Regions from separate parts of the Homo sapiens genome. Here region 1 is linked to region 2. A link is a loop called in an ENCODE intact Hi-C map of the cell type or tissue named here. Cell type or tissue: dorsolateral prefrontal cortex. All regions are shown on one strand. Links, peaks and the distances in the headings refer to the core of each region. The heading gives the core; the rest is flanking DNA.

The links. A loop is a pair of places that touch in the nucleus more often than their neighbours do. Peaks named below come from ENCODE experiments on the same cell type or tissue, not always from the same donor. Only the 100,000 strongest peaks of a DNase experiment are listed, where the experiment ranks them.
Region 1: a loop joins it to region 2, with 1.9 times the contacts of the local background. A loop is called at or near these places in 1 of 110 quality-filtered maps.

The regions. Positions count from the first base shown.
Region 1 is chr6:158,373,191-158,381,832 of GRCh38, forward strand. All of the region lies in intron 1 of TULP4 (TUB like protein 4), which reads left to right. Among named protein-coding and RNA genes, the nearest start is that of SNORA116, 55 kb to the left of the region's middle. In dorsolateral prefrontal cortex, for the core only: no CTCF peak of the experiment used is centred there; DNase peaks (open chromatin) are centred at 3,590 and 4,833; H3K27ac peaks cover 5,186 bases.
Region 2 is chr6:158,282,003-158,290,644 of GRCh38, forward strand. It overlaps a transcript of TULP4 not described here. Among named protein-coding and RNA genes, the nearest start is that of TULP4, 26 kb to the right of the region's middle. RefSeq lists an enhancer at 3,497-4,211. In dorsolateral prefrontal cortex, for the core only: no CTCF peak of the experiment used is centred there; DNase peaks (open chromatin) are centred at 1,805 and 3,859; H3K4me3 peaks cover 2,232 bases; H3K27ac peaks cover 8,000 bases.

The sequences.
Region 1 (8,642 bases), core at 312-8,311, 91 kb after region 2:
ATAATAGCTTATGCCCATGTAGCTCTTACATGGCTACGTTCTAGGCACTTTACCTGCATTAACCTGTTCAGTCAACCCTCCAAGGCAGGGACTTCATCAGGAAGCAGAGGCAGGGGTTAAGTGACTTGCTCCCACTGCACTTGGAAAGTGGAGGAGCTGGCGCTGTTCACCACCTCTTGTCCTGTCTCCTTCTGGAGCATTCCTTTGACAAGCCACCGCTTGAAGAAGCCAACGTGACTGCTGCCAAGGAGACTGAGTGAACAGTTAGAGTGTGGCAGTCGAATCAGTCATCGTCGTCATCGTGGATGGCTTTGCACTTGGACCAGAATTGAAAAACAATTTGTTCAGTTCCACTTACAAACTATGGAGTTTATCTCCACGTGGTAATACTGTCTTAATGAAATTAATACTTTTCAAGGAGAAGACATTTGGATTAAACAGGTTATGGTGACCTTAGGTATCTGAAAGGCTAACTCCTCCAAGAAGCTGCCTTTGTTCTCCTGAGTCCACAAAGATTTTTCCCCAGAACTTATTTATAATACTCATTCATCAACTACCTTGTCATATAGTGTGTTTGTAGCATTCTTTCCATGTTAATATATTCAGCAAATGTTTATTGAGTCCTTGCTGTGTTCTGGTGGTTGAAGACATGGATTTAGGACAAACTGGGTCCTTGAAAACTCGGTAGGTTTCATATGGGCGGGGAGACAGGAGACCTTACTAATGAGAATAGGGTGTGCAGTTGTCTTGAGATGAGTGTGAGAAAGGCTTAATTTTCTTAGCTTCAAACTAGGAAACTATGAATCTCTATGTTGACATGTCCTGCTAGTTGGAAATCTTGATTACACAGACTGTATCTTGACTTATTTTAATAGTGCCGTTAGGATACTATTAATAACATAATGATGCAAAGTCCTGCTCAGATGCAGATATTCATCAGAAGTAAACAGCAGCCAAGCACAGTAGTGCCCCTATAGCCCCAGCTACGTGGGAGGCTGAGACAGGAGGATTGCTTGAGGCCAGGAGTTCAAGCCTGCAGTGCACTATGATTGCGCCACCGCATTCCAGCCCGAATGACAGAGTGAGACCTTGTCTTTAAAGAAAAAAAAAAAAAAAAACAAGAAGTAAATAGCAGACATTTTCCAGGAATTGGTAGTGTGGATATATTGCAAATATGGGTGGTATTTTCTGGGCTTTATTGGTTTTCCAAAATGGGAAGAAATTGGGGAAGAGTTTGAAACTCTGAGAAGCTACTTCTTTAGTCTTCTTTTGTATTCTCTCATGGGCGCTCTGCCGGATCAGGGAGGAGACTTGTCACAGGAATAGAAGAGTGCAGGGGTTTTGCTTCTAGCCTGCTACTGACTTAGGCAACACAGCTTATTCCTTTTTTCCCATGTAATTTCAAAAACTCACTGTTTTACTTCTTAAAGTCTTAGAAGTGGACAAAGCTGTTTATAAGAGCAGTATCCTTTTCCAATAGCAGTATCCTTTTCCAATAGCAGTAACAATGAACATAGGAAATACCATACTAGCACCAGCTGCCATTAGAGAAGAGTTCCTGGTTTCAGCTTTTCAGCCGTGAATTTACTCATGAATGGTACCTCCTGGGACTCATATTTTTGTTTTAAAACAGGTTTGAAATGTAACATTTTTCCAAAGTAGCTTATTAAGGACATTTAAAAATTTATTTTCATAGTTATCAAGGTGTTATTTTTTCTTTAACATTGTGGACTTGCTATGCTTACCTAAGCCAAGTGTTAAAGAAGTTAAGGCTGGGCATGGTGGCTCACACCTGTAATCCCAGCACTTTGGGAGGCCGAGGCGGGCGGGTCACTTGAGGTCAGGAGTTTGAGATCAGCCTGGCCAACATGCAGCAACTCTGTCTCTACTAAAAATACAAAAATTAGCCAGACGTGGTGGTGGGTGCCTGTAGTCCCAGCTACTCGGGAGGCTGAGACAGGAGAATTGCTTGAACCCAAGAGGCAGAGGTTGCAGTGAACCGAGATCGCACCATGGCACTCCAGCCTGGGCAGACAGAGTGAGACTCCATCTCAGAAACAAAAAAGAAGTTAAGTAATGAAGTTGGAATTTTTAATTTAGTATGTTCTTTTTTGTTGGCAATTCAGCGTGTTCCTTTTTTGTCCATTCATCAACCACTTGTTGAGTTTCTCCTGCATATTAACATTTGCCACTGTGAATAAAACGATAAATGAGAGGTGGTCTTTCCCTCAGTGATGGAGTGGTTTGGTGAGGAGACAGGACACACAGTTCCAGTGTAACCAGACAGGTGAGGAGGATGAGAAGGGTGTGCAAGGTGCAGAAGAACAGGAGTGAGAGGTGTTTCCTCTGGGGATGGAAGAAGTTAATCAGGGAAAAGTGTACAGGGAAAGTTACATTTGATCTGAGTTTTGAAGGAGGAAAAGACACAGACCATCACTGAGTGGTAAGAAGAAGGCTAGCTTTATCTTGAGAAGGAGTTTGTAAGAAACACTGTAGGGTAAAATGCACGCTGCTTAGTTTCATTAGCAAGTGCTTATTAAACAGCTACTCCTGACCTTGGATGGTGTTTGGAGTAAACTAATATATATAATACAGAAATATGTAGGGATCCCCATGAACAAGAACCCAGGCTAGATTTAAGAAGCCAGAGTAGTGGGGGCAAAGAATAGTGTGACTGAAAGTAATTAAACTTAAAAATATTTTGTCATGGGCAGGAACAAGGGAGATCATTGTGGCTTGATGGAAGTGAGGAGACAGGCTTACGACCTGCGGGATGGCTCTGCTTTGCTAGCTAGGGCTGGGATTTCAGGTCAGGGAAGAGCAGGGGCATGAAGGCCGGAAACTGTGGACGATGGGGGAAGTGAGGACAGCAGCTGGAGGAGCAGAGCATTAGTGGCTGTCACCTGCTGACCCAGCCCCCTTTTCCCTGCACCTCCTCTCACCTGCCTCCACTCATGTTGCAGTTGTCTATTGGATAGCACGTCACTCCAGACTCAGTTACTTAAAAAAGCGGTAACCATTTCTCTCTCATGGGTTCTGGATCAGGAACTTGGGAGCATCCTACTGGGCACTTCTGGCTTAGCATCTGTCATGAGGCCACAGTCGAATGGTGGGTGGGTGTTGCTGGGCATGTGGAAGGCTCTTCGTCCCATGTCTGGTGCCTACACTGGACAAAGCCTCCTGCTGAGCACCTCTGCCTCTCTCTTTGTGGCCGATCCACGTGGCCTCTTCCGCATCCCCGGCTCCAAAGGCATATGTCCGGGGGGAGAGAAATATGGGAGGAAGGAGCACCACCTCTTCTACGTCACCCTGAAAGTCACACAACATCTCCTCCATTGTAGTCAGAAGCCCACCAGATTCAAGAGGAAAGAACTTAGATCCCACCTCTCAAGAGGGAGGTTTCAGTGTCACAATTGAAGAAGAGCGTGTGGAGTGAGATCTGTTAGTGTGGGCGTCTTTGGGAAATGCCATCTGCCACAGCCTCAGAGGCTGGAAGGGCTGCCTGCATGCTTTCTCAGCCTCTGTTGTGGGATATCAATGAGACATAGGAGAAGTTGGCTGGAGCCCTGGGAAAACTTTTCCACATAACAGGAGCAGATGTGGCAGTCTCTGTCTCATGCTTACCCTGTTGAATGTGGCTGTCAGGCCAGTAGCTGCGGCAGCCATCCCATGACCACAGGGAGCAGCTGAGGGACTCAGGGCAGCTGTCTCTGACACCTGTGACAGCCACTGGAGAATGACAGCAACTGCCTACCTCGAGGCTGTTTGATGGAAAAGTAAAACTGCTTGTCTGAGACACTGTTACTTGGGTTTCTGTTGCTTATACCTGGATGTCTTTCTCATTGATCTGGTATGTGATATTACATAATATGGGATAGGTGAGGTGGTAAGATTTTTAAATTATTGCTGTGTAAAAGTAGTTAAAATTTTAATGGGCAGTGGGAAGCCATTGAGATTTCTGTACAGAGAGCAGTCCATGTGCTTATGAAGCACCCAGCACGCCTGCCACGTGGCCAGCACTGTCTTACACACACAGTAACATCTCTGTGGCTAAGTAACTTACAGTTTACTTGGAAAGAGAAAAACAGGTGAGTGATAACACCCACCACATAGGTATGATTTTATATGTGCCAGGTATTATGCTACAGATGTGGCATGAACTATTGCATTTAAACCTTAGGAGTATTACATGAGGAAGACACTCTTATCCCCATTGCTTTTATAATGAGGAAACAGATATTTAGAAAAGTTGAGTAGCTTGCCTAAGTTTAAAGGTAATCCATTTTGTGTAATGCAATGCATTAATTGTAATGTAAATGTAATTTGCCCTAGAATTGCAGACATTTCAAATCTTCACTTGACAATTATTTAACACATACATTGAGGCTCTAATTTGTGCTAGACACTATGCTGAGTGTTGAGAATATGGAGATGAGCATGATAGGGCTCCTGCCTTTGAAGAGCCAAGTCTAGCGGGTGGCTGACTTCTGCGTGACCACATTTGGGATGGAACAAGACATTTATTGAGGGTCTACCACGTACTAGGACTTTTTTTTTCCTTTTATTTCCACTGTGCTCAGAGACTCAAGTACTAGGAATATAATGTTTTAATGCACTGAGTTAAATTTTATAATGGTTATATATTGTAATATGAGAAACCATTCCAAAACACAGTACTTAAAACAACTGTTTATTTAGCTCAGGATTCCGTGGGTCAGCAGTTGGCCTGGGCTGAGCTAGGCGGTTCTTACACTCTCAGCTAGACTCAGTTATGTGTCTGGTCAGCTGCATTCAGCAAAACAGTTCTTCTCTGAGGGCTGATAGGCTCTCAGCTGGAATGTCAGAGGCAGCTAGGCCACATGTCTCTCTTTGTCCAGTAGGCTAGCCTGGGCTTGCTTTCAGTCTGCTGGGAAAACACGGTTCTGAGACAGAAGAGAAGCCCATTAAGTTCTCTGAAGGCCTAGGCTTGGAACTGGCACATCCTCTCTTCTGCAGCATTCCGTTGGCCAAAGTCACAGGATGAGCCCAGATTCAAAGGATAAAGAAATAGCCCTGACCTCTTGAAGGAAGGAGCTGCAAAGTCACATTGCAAGGCGGGAAGAAGATGAATTGTGACCATTTTTGCAATCTGCAAAATTGTATACCAAATTTTATTATAATAATGTATACCAAGCATATTAAGACTTAAAAGGAAAGAATAATTTTAGGGTTTCTATCTTGGGAGCATGGTGATATTATATATAAAAATTGAGCAGTTAGGATGGGGGAGCCAGTTTTTTTTTTTTTTTTTTTTTTGGTGGGGGTGGGGGTGGGAGATGGAATCTCGCTCTGTTGCCCAGACTGGAGTGCAGTGGTGTGATCTCAGCTCACTGCAACCTCTCCCCCACCTCTCCAGGTTCAAGCGATTCTCCAGCCTCCCGAGTAGCTGGAATTACAGGCATGTGCCACTGTGCCCGGCTGATTTTTGTATTTTTAGTAGAGACAGGGTTTCACCATCTTGGCCAGGCTGGTCTTGATCTCCTGACCTCAGGTGATCTGCCTGCCTCCGCCTCCCAAAGTGCTGGGATTACAGGCATGCGCTACCGCGCCTGGCCAGGGGAGCCAGTTTTGAGGGGAAGATAAATTCAGTTTGGAAATGTTGAGTTTGAGGCGACAGTAGGTTATCCACATAGAAGTGAACTTGTATTTAATTGAAAATTTGGACCTGGAGAAGTCAGGGCTCAAGAGAGAGCATTTTGGAATCATCTTCCCAGGGCTGGTGGGTAGATTCATGAGAATGATGCCACTTTAGAGCAAGAAGGGCAGAAATCTAAGTTTTGTGTGGGAAGCAGCCTGTCCTTAGGAGGTCCAGAGTGAACAGAGAGACCAGTTAGGAGGCTGCTGGAGCCGTCTGGGAGAGAGTCCAGGCTGGCGGCATAGGTGTGATGTGAAACTGGCTGGATTCGGGATGTATTCTGAAGGTAGAGTTGACAGGACTTACCAGTGAATCACAGTTGAGGTGTGAGAAGACTCAAACTTCCTGGTCTAATGAGTTGGATGATGGAGTTGCCATTTACTGAGGTAGTTCTCCTCATATGAACCTGTGGCCAGAGTTGCCCCAAAAGCAGTGGTAGGGAAGTTTTCTCAAGGGATTGCCCCAACTCTCTTGAGGTAGGGCCAGTGAGGATTCCAGAGAAAGAAGCACTAAACGCTAGAGTGCTCAGTCCAGAGCAGTTATTAGGGGACTTATGGACAGAGTGCTGCAGCAGTTCTTGAGACTGGACTGATAGTAAAAAGAGGTTCTACCTGGGCATGTCCACAACGATGGGGCAGAGTGTAATGTTTCATGACGGTTTAAAGAATGTGGCTCAGGGAGTGGGAGCTAGTTTCTACGTGTTTAGCCTTGTGGTTGATCTTTCAGTGTTTCAAGCGATAACCTCAACAACTGTATCAGTGCTTGGGAGTATTCAAGATTGCGGCTTGGGTTCAGACCTACAGGGAAAAATATGCAGCTGCCAGAGACAGAGGGTCCAGGTACTCCATGCTTCTCGATCAGGACAAAGAAAGAAAGTGAGGGGAGGGGGACCTGGGAGACCCTACAGTGTTTGGGACAGGCATTCCAGAGCTCTGCTTTGAACTTGTGAAGTTTGAGATCCCTGTTTGACATTGAAATGGAGATGGTAAGTGGGCAGTTTGACAAAGCAGTCTGGAGTTAGGGAGGAGATACAGGCTGAAGATTAAAAACCGGGGCATCAGACTGGATGAAGTCACCCAGTGGTTGCCCTAGTGGATGATTAGGGCTGGGATAGGCTGGTAGCAGCAGGAATAGAGAGTGAGAATTTCAAGAGTTGTTTAAAAGAACAATGAAAAGGACTTGGTGGTAGACTTGATTTAAGGTCTGAAGGGAAAGGAGGAACTAAAGATGCTGCCTAGGTCCGACAAAGAGTTTGAAAATAAAAGTGGACAAGCTTCCTGGTTTCATTTACTTTAGGGTCTTGTCCACAGTTTTTATTTTAATATTTTATACATTAAAACTGTGATCAGTTGAGATTTCAGTATACTTTGAGGCTCTCCACAAAGGTTCAGCAAGAACTACGGACAGCCCCTTGCCGGCATCCAAACTGTACAGTTCCCTTTGCTTTGGCAATAACGTATTATGCTGAATCAATGTTTCTCAGCCCTTAAATGGCCTTTCTGTGCTTAGCAGCCATGTCCTCAGTAGCTCAGTTGGTTCTCTCTCACAACAACTTTCAAGTAAAACAAAAGGCTAGAAGAAATGTTCTTGACCTGGGTTTTGTGTGTACTGAAGGGCAGGGCAATGTGGTAAAGGTTATTTGCATAGAAAGTTGGGGAGATTGTGTAGACTTGGGGGCTTACACAGATGACTTTCTATTTAATAAGAGCCCAGATGCAATATGCCAGGCTTCAGATAAAAAGACAGGAGGCCAGGCATGGTGGCTCACGCCTGTATCCCAGCACTTTGGGAGGTTGAGGCGGGTGGATTACCTGAGGTCAGGAGTTCGAGACCAGCCTGGCCAACACGGTGAAACCCTGCCTCTACTAAAAATACAAAAATTAGCCAGGCATGGTGGAACACGCCTGTAGTCCCAGCTACTCAGAAGGCTGAGGCAAGAGAATTACTGGAACCCAGGAGGCAGAGGTTGCAGTGAGCCGAGACCACGCCACTGCACTCCAGCCTGGGCGACAGAGCAAGACTCTGTCTCCAAAAAAAAAAAAAAAAAAGAAGAAGAAGAAGAAAGAGGTTTCAAACAGCCATCTTTGCCTGAGGCTCTTGTCCTGACACGGACAGTGGTGGCATGCTGGTTCTGCCAACTTGGAAGGGGAGCCCTTCCGAGTCCCATGATGGCATATGTAAGTTAGCAAGGCTTCCTGAAGGTGGGTGGGTTGTAATTTATTTGTACATTTGGCTCTGATTCTTGGTGATTTTGGGAGAAACGACTGCAGGCAAGAAGATAGGTGCTTTATGGTTGTTTTTTTTTTTAACTTAACACTGAGTTTTTTCTCTCAAAGTAGTGTTTCTTTGATTCTGACTTCTTCTGTGCCTCCACAAAGTAAATACAGCACCATAATATCATCTGAGCGTCTGTTCTTGAATTCTCAGTATTTTGGATTTTAGAAGGTGTATGCTACACATACCATAGAGTATGAAAGACTCCAAACAGGGCTGGGGCATCACCCTGTAATCAAACGTAATATTTCAGCAAAGCTCATTAAATGGGATGATTAAAGGCTTAATAGAGCCTTATGGCAGTTCAGGACAGATTTTATAGCCAAATGAGTCAGCTCAAGTTTTGTCATCAAATGAATTAGTGAAAAACAATTGGTTTTCAGAGATGTTTAGATTTCAGAATTCTGGAGAATTCATTATGGACCCATATTCCAGTCATAGGGCTCTGCTTTTATTTTCTTCTCCTTTGCAGGCTTGATGGTCATTAGAATTGCGGATTGTGTTTTAGAGTGTGGAGGAGAAATGACTGGCTGTGTAGGGTGGATTTTGCATTATGAACTATAGAAGTAAATGGCTACCTAGCTAAGAAGACCAATTCAGGTGTATTTATTCTTCAGTAATGACAATAGTTTCATTTATTTTTCTAAAAGCTCAAATTATGAATACATAGCTTCTCTTAATGAAACCTCAGGTA
Region 2 (8,642 bases), core at 125-8,124:
CAAGTTTTTTATAGTTTGCATTAACATTTTTGCTGTCTTCTTTTTCTTAGCTCTATTTTTCCTTTTAAAAGTTATTATAAACAGTCTTATTTTGTATGTGCTTTTAATTAGGTGCTTTATATTCTTCTCGGAAAGAGTCATGTTTCTAATAGATTCTTTAAAACAACAGTGCATGTTCATTTTTAAGTACTTTGAATTTATGCTTTTTGCTTCTGGAACCTTTTCTCGCTAACCCTAGTTAATTTTTCTTTCTCGTTTAGTCCTGGGTCAAGCTGAGTATCTCCACGTTTAGGTGCACAAATACTATTTTGTGAAGATCTTAAATTTGTGGTATAAGAACTTGAAGGAAATAGAACTGATTTGTTACTTCTAAAAGGTAAGCTTTTGATAAGTGAATATGAATTCCCTCTAAGAACTAGATGATATAAATCATTGCTGAACCCCAAACTAATGTTCATTATGTCCAGCTGTGATTATAACCTTTGACTGAAATGTGGGTTAAGGGGACATTTGGATCATTATCTTTTTTCCTGCTACCCGGTGTCTACTCTTTGATTTGAGGTAATGCTAGTTTCTGGGAAGAACGGCTACGAGATTTAAATCCTGCCATTAATTTTCTCATGTTATATTTGTGTACCTATAGGGCATGGTAGTAGTCAAGAATCAACTGAATTTTCCCTGACAGTTTTTATTCTTGTTGGTGTTAATTGTAATAACACCTGTGTAAAGCAGGCATCTGGATCTTCCAGGACCACAGATGCTTTCTTGATGAACCCCATGTCATGGTAACCCTTTCTCTGTCTAGAATTATTTTAATTATTTCATATACAGAACGTTATATTATATGAAAATCTATGGGCTGGGTGCGGTGGCTCACACCTGTAATCCCAGTAATTTAGGAGGCCGAGGCGGGCGGGTCACTTGAGGTCAGTTCGAGACCAGCCTGGCCAACATGGTGAAACCCCACCTCTAAAAATACAAAAATTAGTTGAGCATGGTGGTGGCACACACTTGTAGTCCCAGCTACTCAGGAGGCTGAGGCAGGAGAATCGCTTGAATCCAGGAGGCAGAGGTTGCAGTGAGCTGACATCCCACCACTGCACTGCAGCCTGGGTGACAGAGCAAGACTCCGTCTCAAAAAAAAAAAAACAAAAAAAAACCCTATAAAGACGTTCATCTGTAAGAACCTAGATACAGTGCCGCCACCATGGCTCTATGGCTTCTTTTAGCCTCATTTTGCCAACTTGTAACTATTAATATCTTCCATAAATGGTTATTGTTGTAATAAAAGAAAATCATTTTTAGAAATTTTGAAACACTATGTCTAGCTACATTCAATAATAATTGAATCAGAATAATAAATGTTTCGAAGCCCCTGGTGGTAGTTCACTTATTTTCCACTCTGTATAACAAAATTCTTGTGTAAAAGGTAAGGTTTTGGCTTGTGCTCTGAATCTTAGCACTTTACAGCAGGCAGAGCACAGCGTCCCCTTCATTCATCTTAGTTCCTTGTACTTGGGGTTTCCTGTGTGCTGTTTCCTGCCTGAATTTGATTCAACTTTGGATCTGTGTGCTTGTCCTTATAGAATTATATATGCAAGTGATACTACTGTGTTCTTAAACTGTCCTCTTTATTGGTGGAAGTACCAGTAAATAGAATCATTATATTCACTTACCTACCAGTCATCCTTCAGAACTAACTGTTAAAGTGCAAGTTGGTCTCCTTTCACTAGGAAATAAACTGCCTCCAGCCTTCTGCTTCAGCAGGTCTGCTTCTTGCACCTCAGGCTCCTCCTCCACCCCAGCCAGCTTCAGCCTCTCTCTTGTATTGGCTGCTTGTGTTTTTCTTCACCCTCTGGGAGTCCCCTGGGGTGTCCTCCTCTCCTTTGACGGCTTATGTAGTTTCTGCGCCCATTTAACCTCAGGGAATGATTTCTAAACCACATCCAAAGTGAAAAGTGGTAGATAATGGACCCTCCTATAAATGAGGCTGACCATATATTCTGGAAAACTCTCCTACTCTAAGCCCTTAGAAATACTGCAAAAGATACAGCAAACATCCGTTAAAAGTCTTTATCAAAAGAAAGTGAGAAAAATCCATAGGTGGGGAAAAAGAGAAAGAGGAGTGAGTGTTTTTGGGAGACAGAAGGTCTAAAACTGAATTGGGAAGTGAGCACTGAAGGCCGGGGCCTGGGACTCATTCAGGCCAGATGGAGACCAGGCTGGAAAACAAAACAAAAACATCCATCAGCAAATGGAGTTAAAAAGAAAAAGTCTCTTTTGAGACTGTTTGGCTTGGGATTTGAATTAATGCTACCTGCATGGTCTGGAAAACCCCAAGCTGAGAAACGAATCTAAATGCTTCTGAGTTGGAAGAGCCCAGGGCTGCTTGGCAGAAAGAAAGAAATGCAAATCCTTTCAAGAAGAATGCTACCCTCTACCCGCTGCTGAAGAGCTGGGGATATGCTGACGATAGAAACATTGCTAGACATATAAGGAAATGAGCCGCCGTGAATGAGAGTCAGCTTAAAGTCAGTGATGACGTGCCATCTGCTTGATTCGTTCATTCCTCACTTTTTAGCTGACCACCCATTATATACTGAGTGCTGTTCTCAGTGCTGTGGTTATAATGGCAAAACATTATGTGGAGAAATAGGTACTGAGCTGCTGACCAGAGGCTTTGGTACATTTGGCCTGCAGCCCTGCCCACTTCAGGGCTCTCAGTCAATGCTAGAAAACTGGTGCTTGGCTGGTCCCAGTTTGAAAACTGCTGATTATGTTAATTCCTGGATTTTACAAATGAAAAAACTGAGACCACAGTGGTTAAGTAACTTGCCCGAGGTGTGAGCCTCGGTTTCCTTGCCTGTGGAATGGGGATGATACCTACCTCACAGGGTTTCTGTGGCTATGAAAGGTTAACCAGCATGTTTTCTGCCTCAGATATGTCTATTCTTCCTTTGTCTTCGTCTTTAATGATCACAGATAGTACAAGGACCCAGTTCTCCTGCTTTTCGGGTTCAACACTTTTCTGTTGCTGGTATGATTCTCAAGGTCTTTGATTGTTCAAGCCCTACACAGAGCTTCACACCCTCACTCTTAATTGTTCTCTGATTATTTCATGTATGTGAATTTCCCCTTCCTAACAGATTGTGAACAGTTTACGTTCAGGGTCCAGATTTTGTATTTTTATGTTAGCTTTATGTTGTCTAGTCTTGGACTGGTCTGTTAGTAGATTTTTTGTTGTTGTTAAGCAACAATAAACAATTCTTTATAACAAATAATATGTTGTTTATTAACAATAAACAACATATTATTTGTTTATTGTTGCTGGATTAATCACAGTAGTTCCATTGTAATGAGGAAACAAGAATATTTCTGTCCAAAAAGTCATTATGCGAGAGTTTTGGCAACGTAAGGAAACACTTTTGCTGGCCATTTATGATGTTGACATCTGTATTCTGCCCCTTCAGTCTCTGACTGATGATTCCTACCTGAATTCCTGCTGTGGTTTGCCTTACAGTACAGGCCTGCTCATTCCTTCTGTACCAGGCCTGTTTGTGAGTACTGTTCACCACCCTGAGATTCTCTCTGTATGTTGGAAATCATTGAATGAATAGCTCACAGCCGCTTCCATGTAGTTGTAAGCACATGTATTAGGATTGGAAGTGCATCCATTTGTATGGGCACGGGTCCATTGTTAGCTTTGTTCCCCTGTCGCCCTGCCCTGCCCTGCCCTGATCTCTGGCCTAGATGGACAATGTGGGTGTGCTCTCTGTGTCTTCCCTGTCCATCTGTTGGCCGAGGGTCAGGCACTTCTGCTTACCATCAGAACCAAGAAGGAATCACTTGGAATTCATCCCTCCCATAGAACCCAACTGTGGCTGGGCTATAGCCAGGGCTCTGTTCGGTTGCTGGCTGCGTTTCAGCTCTCCATTTGAGTCCTTTCTATATGAAAAACATGAAAATGCCAGGGGATTATTTTTGCAAGTAAAAAAGATGGCAGCAGATGTGAAAACAGATTTACTCATCATGATGTAAATTGGTGTTTTGTTTTCATTTTAGTTTAACAATATATAGGTATTCATGAAAATATTTGGCTGTAAAAAATTAGGAAAATTACAAACTGCCATTATCTGTTGCAATTCATTCAATTCAGTTTTTTTTGGAAAGAACTTGAAATTGTAAGTTAAAAAATTTACTGAAATTTGTGCTAGTTAAGCTTTAAGAATTCTAAGTAATAATCCAAAAGACATTCTAAAATTCAGATTTATCAAAATCAATTGTACCTTTCTTTGTACAGATATAATAATTTTCTGGAATATGGAATGTGGTGGTAGAAGTAATGCAGAATTGTTTTGCCATAGCCTTTGTTTTCTCTCGCAATTATTTCTGTGTTTCTTCTGTTTTATAAAGGAAATGGATTGTGTTTAGTAATTTCCTCTGTACCTGTAACCACGAGAGTAAACTTTTTATTACATCTAAACTTGTTTATTCTTGTATACATGCTAGATCATAGACTAGTTGAAATTTTCTGTGTTACCATGGGTCTGTGAAAAGATCTTGTCTTACTGGTCTTGTATTCCTAGTAAATTTCAGTATGATGATATCACTTAAACACTGTAACTGTGGGACATTGGCAGGAGCTTGGGGATATTTTTAGCTACTTGGAACTCTTATTGTAATGGTATTTATTAGTAATTCAAGACAAATTTTATTGTTTAATTATGCTCTATGGGTTTATTGCCATCCAAGACTGCAGTGTTTTAGATGACTAGAATTTAGCTTTTTAAGAACCCCAAATTTTTATTTCAGCTCTTTCAGTGGAAAATTTTCTAAAATATGCTATTTCCTTCTTAATGAGAAGATAGTGAACATAATAGGACTTGTAATTTCCCACTTGAGTTCATCTCTTTATTCTTTTGTGAGGACGCACAGTAATGCTTTTGGAAGGGGTCAGCATGTTGGGCTTCTTCCTACATTTAATGGTCATTTGCCAACAGATATTTACTGAGTTCTTTTCTAGGTCTGGAGATTCAGTGATGAAGGCATTATTTCTTGCCCTCAGAAGGTTCATATTGTAGTAGGGAAGATAAACCAGGTAGTAAATCTTAGAACACAATGGGATGTTTACAGTGAAGAGGAGAGGCCAACCTGGAGTATATGGGTTTGAGATCCATACAGATCTGGGTTCAAATTACAGGGTGAATGGAGTTGTTAAGCTCCATCTAGCATTTGCGTGGCCAGACATATGCATGTGTAGTGTTTATTTCTGTCGTGGCAGTAAAAAGACTTCTCCTGTAGTTTATTGGCCTATAAAATAATATAATTTACGACATCATTGGAAAAGTATTTTTATTCCTATGTAGGGTCATTTGTTTCTAGAGTAGAACAGTTTTAACACCGTATACAAATAAAAGCACTTTTATTCAACTGAACATGCATTTATTGAATACGTAATATATACGTACATTTTGCTTGCTAGATGTCTTGATGAATAGACATTTAAAAGTCCTTACCCTTAAGTAATTCCCAAGTTAGCACGGATGATAAGGGCTCAAATACTTATAATATGGTGTAGAATTGAATGAGCAACTTAAGATAGAAACATTTGCTGTAGAAGACCATACTTACTAGGGAGGAACTGGCAAGGATTTATGGAATCGGTGATGTCGAAGCTGCATCATGAAAGATGGCTAAAGTTGGGGGAATTTGGGATGAGCATTGTACTTGGATGGATTAGCTTGGAGCTTAGTCCAGGCAGTAAATATATTCATACTTTGAAAGGAGAGTAATTTTTATAGAGGACCCTGGTGGAAGACAAGACTGGCACAATAGGTAGGTGTATGGCCCTTCTGTGAAGGCCCTTGAATGCCAGGCTGAGGAGGGTGTTCTTAGCCAGTGAATGTGACCAAGTGACTGTTTTTAAAGTGGCAAATGATACTATTGCAGCTGTCCTTTAGCCCACTGGCAAAACGGGTGAATATTAACTGAGGGGAGGTCATGTGGTCTACGGTGAAGAGCACTGAAATTATCAATTGGTTTGAATTCTGGCTTCAGCACTTAATATGCTGGGGGGACTTCAACTTCAGGCAAGTTGCTCAAAACCTTTCTGAGCCTCTATTTCCTCATAGAGAAAATGGGAATAATGATTCCTTTTATATGGCTGTCTTAAATGACATAACATTTATGAAATCACCTTTAATAATTTGCATGTCCAGTTTGTTTGGGATTTCAGCCTAGGTGGTTTGTTTTCTTTCTTTCCAATCTTCCTATACCTTATATTGATTTTTGTTGTCTTCTGTGGTAGCTCGGACCTCCAGTACTGTGTGGTAGTAGGGTTCTCATCTTTCTACTTTGTCTGGGATTTCTAGCACAGCATGATACAGACATCTTTATCTTAATTCTTAAATATGATGTTTGCTATAGATTGTAGGTAAATATCCTTTATCAGAAAAAGGAAATTCTCTTCCTAATTTGGAATCTAAAAAAAAAATGAGTGTTGAATTTTTTTTTTTTAAGAAGGAGTCTCACTCTGTCGCCCAGGCCGGAGTGCAGTGGCGTGATCTCGGCTCACTGCAAGCTCCGCCTCCCGGGTTCACGCCATTCTCCTGCCTCAGACTCCGGAGTAGCTGGGACTACAGGCACCCGCCACCACGCCCAGCTAATTTTTTGTATTTTTAGTAGAGACGGGGTTTCACCGTGTTAGCCAGGATGGTCTCGATCTCCTGACCTCGTGATCCACCCTCCTCGACCTCCCAAAGTGCTGGGATTACAGGCGTGAGCCACCGCGCCCAGCCATGAGTGTTGAATTTTAGGATACTTTTTTGCTTGTATTGCAATAATCTTTTTCCCTGCTCTTTACTCTTTTAGTATGATGAATTATATCTAATAGATTATATTTCTAATTAGTAGACAAACAGATTTTCTAATAACCTCTTAGAACTAGTTGTGGCTATTATCACTTTTTAAATATTCTGATTGAGTTTGTGTAATACTGCTGTAGGCTATTCCTGAATGTTTGGTAGAACTCGTTTGTAAACTATATGGCCTGATTTCTTTGTGGGATGATTTTAAACTACAGATTCATTTTCTTTAGTGGTTATAGAACAATTTAGACTGTCTTTCTTCTTGAGGTAGTTTTGTTAAATTGTGTTTCTTAGGAATTTACTCATTTCATATGTTATCTAATTTTATAACATTAAGTTGTTCATGGTATTATTTTATCTTAAGTTTCATGGTGTCTGTAGTTAGTTGTAGCCCTCTTTTCATTGTCAGTATTTATTTGTGCTGCTCTGTCTTTATCTATCTTGCCAGAGCTTTGTGTCTTTGATTACATTTTGCAAAGAATCAGTGTTTGGCTTTGTTTAGCTTGTCTAATTTTTTTTTCTTTTTATTTATTTAATTTCTGTTTTTACTATCTTCTTCCTTTACTCTCTTTTGGTTTATGCTGTACTTTTCTAACTTCTTTAAGTTGAATGTTTAGCCCCTTAATTTATAACATGTTTTCTTTTCTAACATAAGTTTTATAACATTTTATAACAGTTTCTTCTTTTATAACATAAGTTGTTGTTGTTGTTTTGTTTTGTTTTGTTTTTTGAGACAGCGTCTCATTTTGTGGTCCAGGCTGGAGTACGGTGGTGCAATCATGGCTTACTTCAGCCTTGACCTCCTGGGCTCAAGTGATCCTCCTACTTCAGCCTTCTGAGAAGCTGGGACCACAGGCATGTGCCACCATGCCTGGCTGATTTTTTAATTTTTTGTAGAGACGGGGTCTCACTGTGTTGCCCAGGATGGTCTTGAACTCCTAGGTTCAAGCAGTCCTCCCACCCTGGCCTCCTAAAGTGTTGGGATTGCACATGTAATCCACCATGCCCAGACTAACATAAGCATTTAAGGCAATGAATTTTCTTTCAAAATACCACCTTTGCTATAGCCAAGAAGTGTTTTGTTTTGTTTTGAGACAGGGTCTCACCCTGTCACTGGAGTGTAGTGGCGTGATTAATGGCTCACTGCAGCCCCCACCTCCTAGACTTAAGCCATCCTCCCACCTCAGTCTCTTGTGTAGCTGGGACCATAGGCGCATGCCACCATGCTGGCTAATTTTAAAATTTTTTGTAGAAACGGGGTCCCACTGTGTTGCCCTGGCTGATCTCGATCTCCTGGGCTCAAGCATCCACATCAGCATTTGTTATTTTCTGACTCTTTTAGTAATAGCCATTTTAACTGGGGTGAGAAGACATCTGCTTGTGGTTTTGATTTGCATTTCCCTGATGATAGTGATGTGGAGCACTTTTTCATGTACCTGCTCTCCATTTGTTGTCTCCTTTTGAGAAATGTCTTTTCAGATCCTTTGCCCATTTTCAAATCAGAATGTCTTTTGCTGTTGAGTTCCTTATATATTCTAGTTGTTAATCCTTTGTTGGATGAATAATTTTGCAAATGTTTTCTCCCATTCTGTGGATTATGTCTACTTCGTTGATTGTTTCCTTTGCTGTGCAGAAGCTTTGTACATTTTCATTTATTTTTCCTTTTGTATTGTTTTTCTCTTTCTAGGGGATTGATTTTGGTCTCCCCTGCTCCCACCTCCCTTCTGTTTTTACCCCTCCAGTGATTTAGAAGTTTTATACTTTATTTCTAGTTTT